2 separate regions of the Homo sapiens genome follow, and region 2 is linked to region 1. A link is a contact called in ENCODE Hi-C or POLR2A ChIA-PET data. All regions are on one chromosome and are shown on one strand. The core of a region is the stretch at or near the end of the contact, and the rest is flanking DNA. Distances in the headings are between cores, read along the strand shown.

Region 1 (6,306 bases), core at 972-3,471:
ATTTAAAGTGGACTACTCCGATCAGCGGGGAGGTTGTGATGATAAAGGCAGCTGCTTTCAGCAACAAGGAGAGAAAGTGTGAAGCAAGAGGAAACTGGTCTTGGGAACAAATGAATCATCTTCTTCATGTAGTAGCTATGCCCTGGGTTGCATGATTATTCATAAACAAATGCAGGTTTCCTGTGGTGGCAGTGATCTAGGCATGAAAAATACAGTGCTAATATTAGGTTACAGCGCTAATGATCTCAATCAGTTGAAGGGCCCTTTTCCCTTGACTAAACATTTTTTAGCAACAAATGACCCTTACAGCATTTTGTTAATATTGTTGAAAGGACTGTTGGGGCATCAGGTTGGGGACTGAAGGGAATCTCAGGGTCTACTTCCAGCTCTTCCTTAGGTTGGATATATTTCACATGTAAAATGGTAGCATAGGACCTAACTCATAGAATCACTGCGAGGATGAATCATGGTTTCCCTTTGAGCCCCAGTTTCTCTTGTTATAGAAAGGGCATAGTGATTTTTTTGTGACTCAGGAGTATGTGGCAAAGGCACACTTAGGATTATGCAGGAACAGCTTTCATTAAGAGAGCTACTAGGTGACATCTTCTCCATGGTGGCTGCTCAATTATTAAATGAATGATTCCTGGAGACCTTTTGTAGTTTCTATTATTTATCATCATTAGGCCATAACCTAAGGTAAGGTGAGATTGCCTTATAACATTTTTTATACATAAAAAATACTGGTTGCATGCTGCTATCTGCTGTGCAACAGAATGTCATAGGATCCAGTGTATGAGGCTCTATTCTTCCATGGAGGGGTGTTACATAAACCCATTAGTGAAATTTAGGGAAATTTCACCCAGACTAGGGAGGATGAAGAATGGAGCATCTATCTTTTGACAGAAATACAGTTACACACACACATACACACACACATACACACACACAGAGAGAGAGAGAGAGAGAGAGAGAATGAGAAACAAAAACAGAGGAGTACAAAATTGAGCCTAAGAAAAAGAACTGGAACCAATAAAAATTGTAACTAACATTTATTAAGTATCTTCTATGGGCCAGTCTCTTTATCTCCAATCTTCAACAACCAGCAAGGCAGGCAGGAGAAAACTGAAGTTCAAAAATGTTACATAACTTCCCCAGGGTCATAAAGCTATATATACATGACAGAACTGGAACTGGTAGTGTTGGTATGTGTCTGACACCAAAATCACTACACATTCTAGTATACCACTCTGTTAAAAAAGTGTATTTGGAAAATTTAGGGATCAGAGGATTTGGAGAATTTTCTTTCCCTACTTCCCCTCTGACAGTCGTGTTTGTTTTTGGTTCTGATGTTTGCACCCTAGAGGCTGACTGGGATCAAATATGGGGCATCTGTAAACAGAATGATTCCATAGCCCCCACTGTGTAATAATTTCCTTCCTTCAGAGCCTTACTAGGATTTGCCTGGGATGAGGGGTGGAAAGGTGGGAGAGAAGAGGTTGGGAGGGAGAGGATGTTAGTAAAAGATGGGTGATTCTTTGCTTACCTTTAAGTTGTTTATGAATTTCAGGACAACCCGTTGGCTATTCTCTTCTCTGGCTTGGCATATATATATATGTATGTATTTTTTTTTCATTTTTGTTTTGTGGGGGTGGTGGTTTAGGTGTTAAGGGTTTGGTTGATATCTGTAGAAAATTTCTTAATGATCTACACAGTAGATAAAAAAACAAGTTAAGGTCAAAGACAATTCCTTCGTCTGTTTTGGGAGACGAGTGTGTATGTTTGAAAAAAAGGTTTGTTCTGGGTCACTCTTCTTTCATCCAGACGCATTAAAGGAATTAGAAGGGGGTCTCCCTGCCACCCCCGAAACCGTGAGAGTCAAACGGAGATTCCCTTATATTCCTGCTCTCAGGTGCGGGTCCGAGTGACAAGAACGTTCACGTATCTTCGGGAGAGAACGAAAAGGTGCTCGGGTCTGGCGGGGGCGGGGAACGCCAGGGGTTGGTGGGAACTGAGGGGCTTCCGGTTCCCGGGAAGCGGAGTCCCGGGCCGGCCGCGGGCCGCGGGCTACGCAGGGAGCACGGGGCCCTCGCCGCCCCCAGGCCGCGCTCCTTAGCGTTCCCTGCGGCTCGTGCCCAGCGCGGCCGCCGCAGTCCCGACGCCGTAGCCGGACGTGGGGTCCAGGGGGCGCTGTGGCCCAGCGGCGCCGGCGGCAGGAGCGGCCACCCGACGCTGGAGGCTTCGCTGAGGATCCCCGCCTGCCGCACCTCGGTCGTCCCGCCGCAGCCTTGCGCCCCCGGCCCGGCTCGGCGGCGCTCCTCCGGGATCCGCGTGGCTGCCGCGGCCCGGGCGCCGATGCGGCTGGGCGGGTGCCGGGCCTTAGCAGCAGTAGCAGCCGCAGCTGCGGCTACCGCAGCTCCTACAGGAGTGGGAGGTTTCGCGGCGGCGCCTGGGGCCGCGCCGGTGCCCTCCGGAGGAGGCTTTCGGCTCAGGGACGACCCCCGTGGCCATGCTGAAGCGGAGGCGGCCGCTGCTCGAGGTGAGTGTGGCGCGGCGTGGTCCGGGGCTCGCCGGCCTCCCGCCGCCTGTGGGGGCCCTGGCGGCAGACCGCGGGCCGGGCGGACGGGGCGTCCTGCCACTGCGGTCGCCTCCCCCACCCTGCGGTCCTGGGGCCTCAGCCCTTTCTCCCCGCGTCCCCCGGGAGGCTGAAGGCCGTGGGGGGCGATTAGGCCCCGCGCCGTTGGGAAGCCCTCGCTCCGGCCTCGGTTCCGGCGCGGCCGGGTGTGTGGAGCTGGGGGCCGGCAGGAGCACGGCCGCCTTTCGGGTTTGCATGGGCCCGGGCCGAGCGCAGCCTCTTAGCCCGGGCCCTGCACGTACATCCCGGAGGGAGGCAGATGACGCCTGTTTGCAAACAAGCTTTGGCTTCCACGCGTCCCATACCGAGTCCCTCAGAATCCCGGTTGTGGCGGGGAAAGGGGGAGGAGAGGAAGGCCAGGGTGAGAATTGGGGGTGCAGAGAGTGCGGGACCAAGAGAGCCCCTGCTACTCCTGGAGTGTCATTCATGGATCTGGCTTGCTCGAGAACAACCTTTTGCGTCTTATTTGAGGTGAAATTTCATCACCTGCCGGTTGCTCATTCCTGCCTCTTTATATTATATCTTGCCTCTAAGCGTGGTCTGCCTTGGAGAAAGCCCCATCGCATCTTTGCGATGCTAAGTTTTGTAGATAAACACTCACAGTTATAAAAACGTCTTTTACAAAGGTCTGCCCCCCACACCCCGCCAGAAGAAATATTTTTATGCTTCAGTGTTCGGTACAAAAATGTTCCACTTAAAGAGATCCAGAGAATAGTTGGCAAAAGGATTTTAAGTCCTCTTTAAGTGCCAGCTACCCTAATAAATACCTGAAGGAAATGGGATACATGCTAAATTTTAGAAATAAAATGATTTGTTCTGATATTAATGTTGAAAATGCTACTGATTACAGTTTGATACCGTAAGTCAGATATTTATGTTTTGTGAGAAATGTGATTACAGGTTATTCTTGTTTTCCTGTTATGTATGTGAAAGTTATAAGACTTATAGGTACTTGCAAAACTTTTATAATCATGAAAAAATATGCTTATTGTAGAAAACTTGGGAATTATAGAAAGGTACCATGTTGGCTCTTAATAAATATTTAATAATAGGAGAAATCACCCATAATCTCACAGATTGTAAACAGTACAGGTTTATAATGGGCTCGTACTGACAGTGATTTTTAAAATTATTATTTCTGTATATTAGGTTTAAAATTATCTGACTGTTCCATTTTACATTGTCATTTGTATAAGACCTGTAAAAATATTTTACTAAATTACATTGGAACCATGTTGAATTCATCAATTAAAACAGAAGAATATGGGTAACTACCTAAAAGATCCCTGACTTAACCTTCTATGCAGCATGGGGTCTCCATCTAGGGAGAAAGTTTGGCATGGTACACGTTTTTGAAGACCTACTGTGTTAGATGCTGTAGCCTTGCATTGTTTTTGTCAGATTTTAAGTATTTCTTTTAAAAATTGGCTTCATTACCAGTTATTTGGGTAGGTTAATCTCGATTTTTAAAAGTCTAATTCAGGCAAAGTGTGATGGCTAGGCCTACTAGGGAGGCTGAATGGGGAGGACCCCTTGATCCTAGGAGTTCCAGTCCTGCTTGGGCAACGTAAGCAAGATGCCCCTCTCCGAGGCGGGTGGATCATGAGGTCAGAAGTTCAAGACCAGCCTGGTCAATATGGTGAAACCCCGTCTCTACTAAAAATACAAAAATTAGCTGGCATGGTGGTGCCCACCTGTAGCCCCAGCTACTCGGGAGGCTGAGGCACAAGAATCATTTGAACCTGGGAGGCAGACGTTGCAGTGAGCCAAGATTGGGCCACTGACTCTAGCCTGGGCAACAGAGCGAGACTCCATCTCAAAAAAAAAAAGTTGAATACAGTTCTCAGTGTGTCCCTCAAGACCACCAACATTAGAATCAGTTGAGAGTGCTTGTTATATATATAAGTATTATATGTAATATGCAGATTCTTGGTCCCTTGAATTGAAATTCTAGGGATGACGATGGCCCAAAGAACTTTATTTTTATCAGTCTCCCTGATTCTTAGACCTACTAAAGTTTGAGAATCACTGATACAGTAAGTTTAAAATTAACTAACCTTGCTGAGCCGAAGGAAGGTGTCTATTTTCTAGCAAAACTATAAGTCTTTAGTGGCAATAGTCATTTCTTTCTTTTTTTTTTTTTTTTACTTCCTTGCAGCTCCAGCTCAAAGGATGTCATTTTTCGTAGTAAATAATCTTAGAAAGAAAAGTGATATTTTGAGGGACAGCTGATCCAATCAGCAACCATTTATTGAGAGCCTCCTGTGATAGCTGTGGTGTGCTAAAAGAATACCTTGTCATTTACTTTGGCACTTAATGGACACCAATGTCATTGTCTGTAAAATGCATATACTTCAGTTATTATGCTTACCTTGCGAGGCTTTTAGGATAAATAAATCTGAAAAGGTATTATAATCTGTAAAAGATTTTTATACAATTTTGGCTTTTAAGTGCCAGGTCCTGTTATAGGTATTCCAGGAAACACAAAAATGACCAAGGGCTCTACTAAACTTGTCCTGTGGAAGCAGGATACCTTTAATTAACTGTTACAAGGTAGGTCAGACAAGTGTTGAAATTGAGTGGAACGTGCTAAATCTCTGTTTAAGGCTTCTGTGTCTCATCTTGCCGTTTAAGGACATTGATAATACTTTTTATGTATGATTATTCCTTTCTCTTCCAATTCCTGATTCAGTGTTTTCTTTAAGGAAATAATTGCTTATATTGCCTGGTGATAGTTTCCTATTAACTCTTTTAGAAAGGTAGAGTGAGTAGAGATGATAATTCCTTCCTCTGTTGCTAAGCTACCACTGTTCATTCCATTCAGTAAACTTTTATGTGGCACCTTGTAAACGTGCTAGCCACAGACTGGTTGCAAGGCACAAAGCTTGTTTAAAAGATAATTGCCTGGATTTTAGCTTAAGTTCTTATGTTCCTAAAGATATGGCGTATATATGTGTGTTTTATGGTTGTTAATTGCATAATGTGGTACAGAGTATGGAGTCAGATGTGAGCAGGAATCCTTACTACACCTCTTAAAGCGATGTGACATTTAGATTCTGAGTTTCTTATGTACTATTGGGGTAACACTACCCCTCCTAGCAAAGTAGAACAGGTTCCATGAGATAAAAGTAACCGAAAGCAATTAGCTCAGTGTTTGTCATGTAGGAGGTGCTCAATAAATGTACATTTCTTTCTTCCTTTTGGGAAAAACAAAAATCAGGCATTGGGATTTCTGCATGACTTAAAACTTGGTTGCTTTATTTTTTTTAGACTAAGTCTACTTTTGGGATTTGGAATTTTTTATGGAAAACAATTTCGATTTTAGTATGTTTTCCATTTCATTTTTAGCCAATAAATTAGTATTCCCTTTATATAGGGTACACTTGTTGCAAATTATTTATTTTCAGAGTTTTACATTGATCTTTAATTTTACTTGTGTATACTTGACCTGCATTATATAGAGCAACATTCTTAGTACAGTCAGATCTCTGTATCTGTGGGTCCTCCCAGCCAAGGCTCAAAAATATCCACACACACACACACACACACACACACACAAAAGTAATCATACAATAATAAAAATAATACAAATAAAAACCCAATACAGTATAACAGTTGATTTGCATAGCACTTACAATTGTATTTGGCATTGTAAGTAGTCTAGAGATTATTTA
Region 2 (6,306 bases), core at 1,493-3,992, 790 kb after region 1:
TCAGCCTTCCGAGTAGCTGGGACTACAGGAGTGGGCCACCACACTTGGCTCATTGTTAAATTTTTTGTAGAGACAGAGGTCTCCCTATGTTGCCAGGCTGGTCTCAAACACCTGGCCTCAAGTGATCCTCCCACCTCAGCCTCCCAAAGTGCTGGGATTACAGGTGTGAGCCCCCATGCCTGGCATCCACCCATTTAAAAAGATTTTTCTTGTTTTTTCTTCTTTTTTTTTAGAGATAGGGAGCTATGTTGCCCAGGTTGGTCTTGAATTCTTGGGCTCAATCAATCCTCCCATTTTGGCCTCCCAAAGTGCTGGGATTACAGGCATGAGCCACTGTGCCTCGCTGCTTTTTGTCTTTTTGTATTAACAGAAAAGGTCTCACTATGCTGTCCAGGCTGGAGTGCAGTGGCTATTCACAGGCATAATCGTAGCTCACTGCAGCCTTGAACTCCTGGACTCAAGCAGCCTTTCTGCCTCAGCTCCTCAAGTAGATGGGATTACAGTCTCGTACCACCACACCCAGCTTAAAATGATATTTATTGTATTTTATCTGGCATTTCTGGGTGTTTTTTTTTGGTATACTTATTCATGCCACAAAGTAAGTGGTACTTATATAAGTGTACAGTGATTTTCCAGGTTCCTTTCTAACATAGCTTGCTTAAATTCACAGGTCGACTAATGTTTCATTTCATGTGCATGCTAAGTGAAGCTGGTTAGTGATGACCATAAGCAGGTGGAGAAGCTTTCAATATTTTACTTATTTTATCAGTACTCCTGATTTTATAAATGATGAGGCTCATTAACCCCATTCCTACTCAAATCTCCTGATAAACTTGGTTATAATAGGGCTTCATGGGGATCCAAACATTTTTAATAATGTTTTGAAGCATCTTGGTGTGGGACAAACAGCTCAGGCTACCCCAGAGCCCCACATCCAATGACTTAGAAAAGTCTGTGTTTTATAGTGGGAAAAGTTTGGATTATTTAGTCCTTCACATTGGAAAGGGAAGTGTTTTTTCTCAGTCTTTTCGGTATTAACAAATACCTTTTATATTACTATCTATCCCCTCTGCCCTCTATGGACTCTTATTTTGAAAGCAATATCCAGTGGACAGCCAGGATTTGTTACATAACAATTAATCTTGACCTTAGGACTTGTTGTTCTATTAGGTTGGTAACTTTGTCTGATCCACCAATCATATTGCTGTCTTGTCAGTCCATCAGTTTCAAGAAACAACTGTACATGTCAGTGCCCTGATTTGTGTTTGTTTTTCTTTTTTTTTTTTTTTTGTTTCGTTTTGGTTTTTTAGAGACGTGGTCTTGGTATGTTGCCCAGGCTGGAGTGCAGTGGCTATTCAGAGGTGTAATCATAGCACATTTGTAGCCTTGAATTCCCAGGCTCAAGTGATCTTTCTGCCGAAGCCTCCTGAGCAGATGGGAGGCGTGCATCACTGAGCGCAGCAATTTTACTAAGTTGGTCTAGTCCTAGCTCAGTAGTTCTTTACTTAGCACAGAGGGGGCTTCTTAGAATCTCCTAAACTTGATCTTAGCCAAATGGCCAAGAAGCAATCCTTAGAATCTTCTAGGAGAGCCTTTCTAAATGCTGATACTGCAAACCGAAAAGTATATGAAACGGATCTCAATTAATTTAGAAGTTAATTTTGCCAAGTTTAAGGACGTGCATCATCTTTGGAGACAGGTCCGTGCCTTTCTCCAAAGATGATTTTGAGGGCTTCAGTTTTTATAGGGGAAGGGGCAGATATTGGGGAAAGATGAATAAATTTTAAAAAGATGTGGGTAGATAAGAGGCAAACGGTTGCATTCTTCTGAGTCTTTGATCAACCTTCACATGTGAGGGGGGTAGAGAAATAGTCACTTATGCATTCATCTAGCTCAATGAATCTGCATTTTTACATAAGATAAAATAAACCGGGGAGCCGGGCGCGGTGGCTCACGCCTGTAATCCCAGCACTTTGGGAGGCCAAGGTGGGTAGATCACCTAAGGTCAGGAGTTCCAGACCAGCCTGGCCAACATGGCGAAACCCCATCTCTACTAAAAATACAAAAATTAGCGGGGCGTGGTGGCGCGCGCCTGTAATCCCAGATACTCGGGAGGCTGAGGCAGGAGGATTGCTTGAACCTGGGAGGCGGAGGCTGCAGTGAGCCGAGTTCGCGGCATTGCACTCCAGCCTGGGCGACAGAGCGAGACTCCGGTCTCCAATAAACATGGAAGGCTGTTTCTCCCCGGTTTGCTGGAATAAAGTCTCTGTCTTCCAAATTCCTTTTCGGAGAACTTTTGTTCACAAGATTAAAAAGGTCACGCAGCTGGTGACGGAGCCTGGGTTTTTTGATTTAGACATTGTATCCATGTGTGAGATCCTGCCCATCCCCGCTTTCTTGGTGTCCTGTGAGTTTAAATTCATGAATTCACTCTCAACTGCCACCGCTAACAGGACACAGGCCAATTCCAACACGAACCCCAACGGCTCTCCTCAGGGTCACCTTTCATGAGTCCGCTTTCCGGCCAACCCCTCCTCTCAGTCTTAGGCCCCACTGCAAGCCTACTCCCGCTCACCGTACAGAACCTAAGCACAGGATCAGAGATGGGGACAGGTTGACTCAGTCCCATGCCCAAGTCCGCAAATTAGGGATTCGGCTGCCTAAGGGCTAGAGAACGCTCCCCGCCCCACAGGACGCGCCCCACCCCGCCCCCTCCTCCTGCCCCTACGCACGCGCACTCTCACGCGCCTGTGTTGCCGCCCGCGGCCCTGGCTTCGGGCTTCAGGGAGCTCTGGTGCAGTCTCCGCCTGTCAGTGCCGGCAGTCGTCCGCGGCGCCCGCCCCGGTCCCGCACTGGTGCAGCCATGTCCTCTTCCCCGTGGGAGCCTGCGACCCTGCGCCGGGTGTTCGTGGTGGGGGTTGGCATGACCAAGGTAAACCGAGCAGCGGCCCTGCTGGCCCTCTGAGGCTCGGGGGCGGTCGGTGCCTGGGTTTCTCTGTCCCTCCGGTCTCCTAGCTTCGACTGCTCCGCGCGTGGGTCATCGGCGTGGCGACTTGGTGGCTTGTACTCTGCGGAATCTCTGGGGTCATAGCGTCTCGGGCTGGTTCCTGCGGCCTTCTGCTTCCTCCTTCCCTTTTCTTCTGGTCAGAGTTCATGAAGCAGCCCCGAGATAATCCAAGGATCTCACCTCTTTAGATTCTGAGCGGAGTCCCGAGGTGTGTGGGCTGGCTTGCCCCGGAGGGAGGCAGGTCGCGAATGCCGCCTGCTCGGCCCTCCCAGGAACAGCCCCCACAGGAGCCCTCACAGAGACAGCTCCAGATGTGGATGGCGAGGAGAAACGCTCCTGATGCCCAGCGCCTCGGCCCGAGTGGCAGATTCCGGCCTCCCTCTGTCCCTCCAGTGACTGCTTGGGACCCGGACGCCGCAGGCTCCCACGGCCGTTTTCCCCTCATCGCCCGCATGCTCCTTAATGCCAAACTGCCTTTCGTTTCTCCCCGGACGCAGTTGTCTGATGCCTCTGTTGCTTTGCTTCTGTTCTGTTTGTACCGTGTATCTTCACCTGTTAACTTTTGTGCATCCTGAAAGGATCCGTTCAGATCGGATCTTCTCCAGGACGCCTCGGATCCTCCTGACTTTCCCCTAGAGCCTTGCACTGTGCTTACCTCTGTCCTGCACTTACTGTGCTCGGCAGTACCGGGCAGTACTAAAGCTCATAGGCGTCTGCGCGCCCTCTTAGCATGGCAGCTCCTCTAGACTGGGTACCTGGCTTATTCACTGCTGTGCCCCTCGCCCTGAACGTTCCTGATGCTTGAAGACCCTCAGTGAATGTTAGTTGAACAATACTAAATGGATATGCTTTGTGAAAGAGTTCCTAGGGAGAGTTCTATTTCTGAGAAAACAGCCCTAAAATGTTTATTATTTTACCAGTGGGCTGAGCGTACCTAATTCAGTCCAACATGTAAATAGGCCGGGGCCGGTGGCTCACGCCTGTAATCCCAGCACTTTGGGAGGCCAAGGCGGGTGGATCACCTGAGGTCAAGAGTTCGAGACCAGCCTGGCCAACATGGTGAAACCCCGTCTCTACTAAAAATACGAAAATTAGTCGGGCATGGTAGCACACGCCAGCTACTCGGGAGGCTGAGGTGGGAGGATTGCTTGAGCCTGGGAGATGGAGGTTGCAGTGAGCTGAGATCACGCAACTGCACCCCCAGCCTGGGCCATAGAGTCAGTCCTTGTCTCAACAAAAACAAAAAATATCCATGGAAATGGAAAAGTGGACCAATACCTTATGAAGCGGAAGGACATCATCCTAGTGTTTCACAGAAGGGGAGGCTTCTAACACAGGTGGACAGTAGGATCTTTCGAAGTAAGGTATTAATGCAGTCAAACCTTCCTCTGGCTGCTGAATGCCTGATTATATGTGCTGTATGGAAAAGCACAGTTGTCTAAACCTTTGGGAAATAGATGTATTCCTTTTTCCTCAAGTTGGGAGGTAGAGGTCGGGGAGGTGTTACAGTCCAGAGGAAAGTGGTGAGGAGTTTGGGTAGTGCCATTAATGATGTGCCTATCTGGCCAGTGTACTTTGCTATAGGTCTGGTCTTCTGCACCTTGGGACAGAGTTTGATGGAGGAGGGAGAAATATTGACTAGACAACACTGTAACACTTTTTTTTTTTTTTTTGGAAGACGGAGTTTTGCTCTGTCAACCAGATGGGAAGGCAGTGGTGCAATCATAGCTCACTGCAGCCTTGAACTCCTGGACTCTAGCGATCCTACCGAGTAGCTAGGACTACAGGCATTCTACCATACCTGGCTAATTAAAAAAAAATTTTTTTTGTAGAGACAGGGTCTCACTACTTACTACTAGATGGGTCTCATTTCTACCATATATTACTGTTATAATTTATCATAATACTTTATTTTTATTTTTTGAGACAGAGTCTCACTCTGTCCCCCAGTCTGGAGTGCAGTGGGGCGATCTCAGCTCACTGCAACCTCTGCCTCCCAGGTTCAAGTGATTCTTCTGCTCAGCCTCCCAAGTAGGTGGGATTACAGGTGTGTGCCACCATGCCCAGCTACTTTTTGTATTTTTATTTATTTTATTTTTTGACACAGATTCTTGCTCTGTCGCCCAGGCTGGAATGCAGTGGCGCGATCTTGGCTCACTGCAAGCTCCGCCTCCTGGATTCACGCCATTCTCCTGCCTCAGCCTCCCGAGTAGCTGGGACTACAGGTGCCCACCACCACGTCCGGCTAATTTTTTGTATTTTTTAGTAGAGATGGGGTTTCACCGTGTTAGCCAGGATGGTCTTAACCTCCAGATCTCGTGATCCACCCGCCTCGGACTCCCAAAGTGCTGGGATTACAGGCGTGAGCCACCGCACCTGGCCGTCAACAGGTTTTAACACAACTAAGTCACAGCTGCCGTCTGGCTGACAGCAAGCCTCTTCACTTATGCTGCCTATCTCCTGATATACCCTCTTTTCATCTACTTAAATTCTACTTATCTTTCAAGAACTAGGCTAAGTCCCATACCTTCTTAAAACTTCCTCAGACTACTCTAAGTTACACTGGTCACCTTTTTTGAAATTCTGGTGACCTTATAGTCAGAACATGTAATTTAGCACTTCAGTTTTCTAGTACTTTTATGTATGGTAATTTCATGAAATACATCTTACATCACAATCCAGTACACACATACAAAACTTATTTGTAACAACTGAAACAATTTGTTAAAGCAACGCTTATTACATGTGATGAACTCTTGGTATCCCTAAAGTATATCTTAAAAAAAAAAAAAATTGCTGCTTGGCTGGATGTGGTAGCTCATGCCTGAAATCTCAGTACTTTAGGAGGCTGAGGTGGGTGTATCTCTTGAGCCCAGGGTTTGAGAACAGCCTGGGCGATATTGGCAAAACCCCTTCTCTACTAAAAATAAGAAAAATTAGCTGGGCTTAGTGGCGCACACCTATAGTCCCAACCACTCGGGAGGCTTATCTGGGAGGATCACCTGAGCCTGGGAGGTTGAGGCTGCAGTGAGTCCTGTTTGAGCCACCACACTCCAGCCTGGGTAATGGGAGTGAGACTCTGTCTCAAAAAAAAAGTGCTGCTCACAACCTGCTAAATTGATTTGGTCATAATCTAATAAGTTCAAATTTCAGTTTGAAAAATATTACATTATTTAATTCTCACCACGTAATGGATTTTTATATCCATTCAATTATCTGACTCTGAGGCTCAGAGGGGCTAAGTACTTTATTTTGGTGCAGCTTTTAAGTTTTGGAACTGCCTTTCTTAAAATCTTGTG

Evidence for each region. Hi-C counts contacts between places; a loop is a spot of excess contacts on that map. ChIA-PET counts read pairs that join two places held with the same protein, here RNA polymerase II (POLR2A). Pooled maps may share reads with other maps.
Region 2: a map of B cell shows a loop between it and region 1 (4-fold over the local background). The contact joins the promoter of SCP2 here to the promoter of ZFYVE9 in region 1. A Hi-C loop is called at or near these places in 1 of 168 maps with a recorded cell type or tissue (B cell), 1 of 37 single-sample maps with no recorded cell type and 13 of 50 pooled maps. POLR2A ChIA-PET finds 5 or more read pairs at or near these places in 2 of 52 experiments (MCF 10A and activated T-cell).

Annotation. Positions count from the first base shown.
Region 1 is chr1:52,139,868-52,146,173 of GRCh38, forward strand. It overlaps ZFYVE9 (zinc finger FYVE-type containing 9), which reads left to right and starts at 2,222. Exons shown (of 19, transcript NM_004799.4): 1 at 2,222-2,536. LOC107984956 (collagen alpha-2(I) chain-like) reads left to right here. Exons shown (of 5, transcript XM_047439476.1): 2 at 1,326-1,422; 3 at 1,568-1,614; 4 at 1,910-2,536. RefSeq lists a silencer at 2,022-2,881.
Region 2 is chr1:52,924,534-52,930,839 of GRCh38, forward strand. It overlaps SCP2 (sterol carrier protein 2), which reads left to right and starts at 2,743. Exons shown (of 16, transcript NM_002979.5): 1 at 2,743-2,932. The coding sequence starts at 2,864. It also overlaps the pseudogene LOC100652967. RefSeq lists a silencer at 2,506-2,785 and enhancers at 2,838-3,353, 3,006-3,065, 3,076-3,165.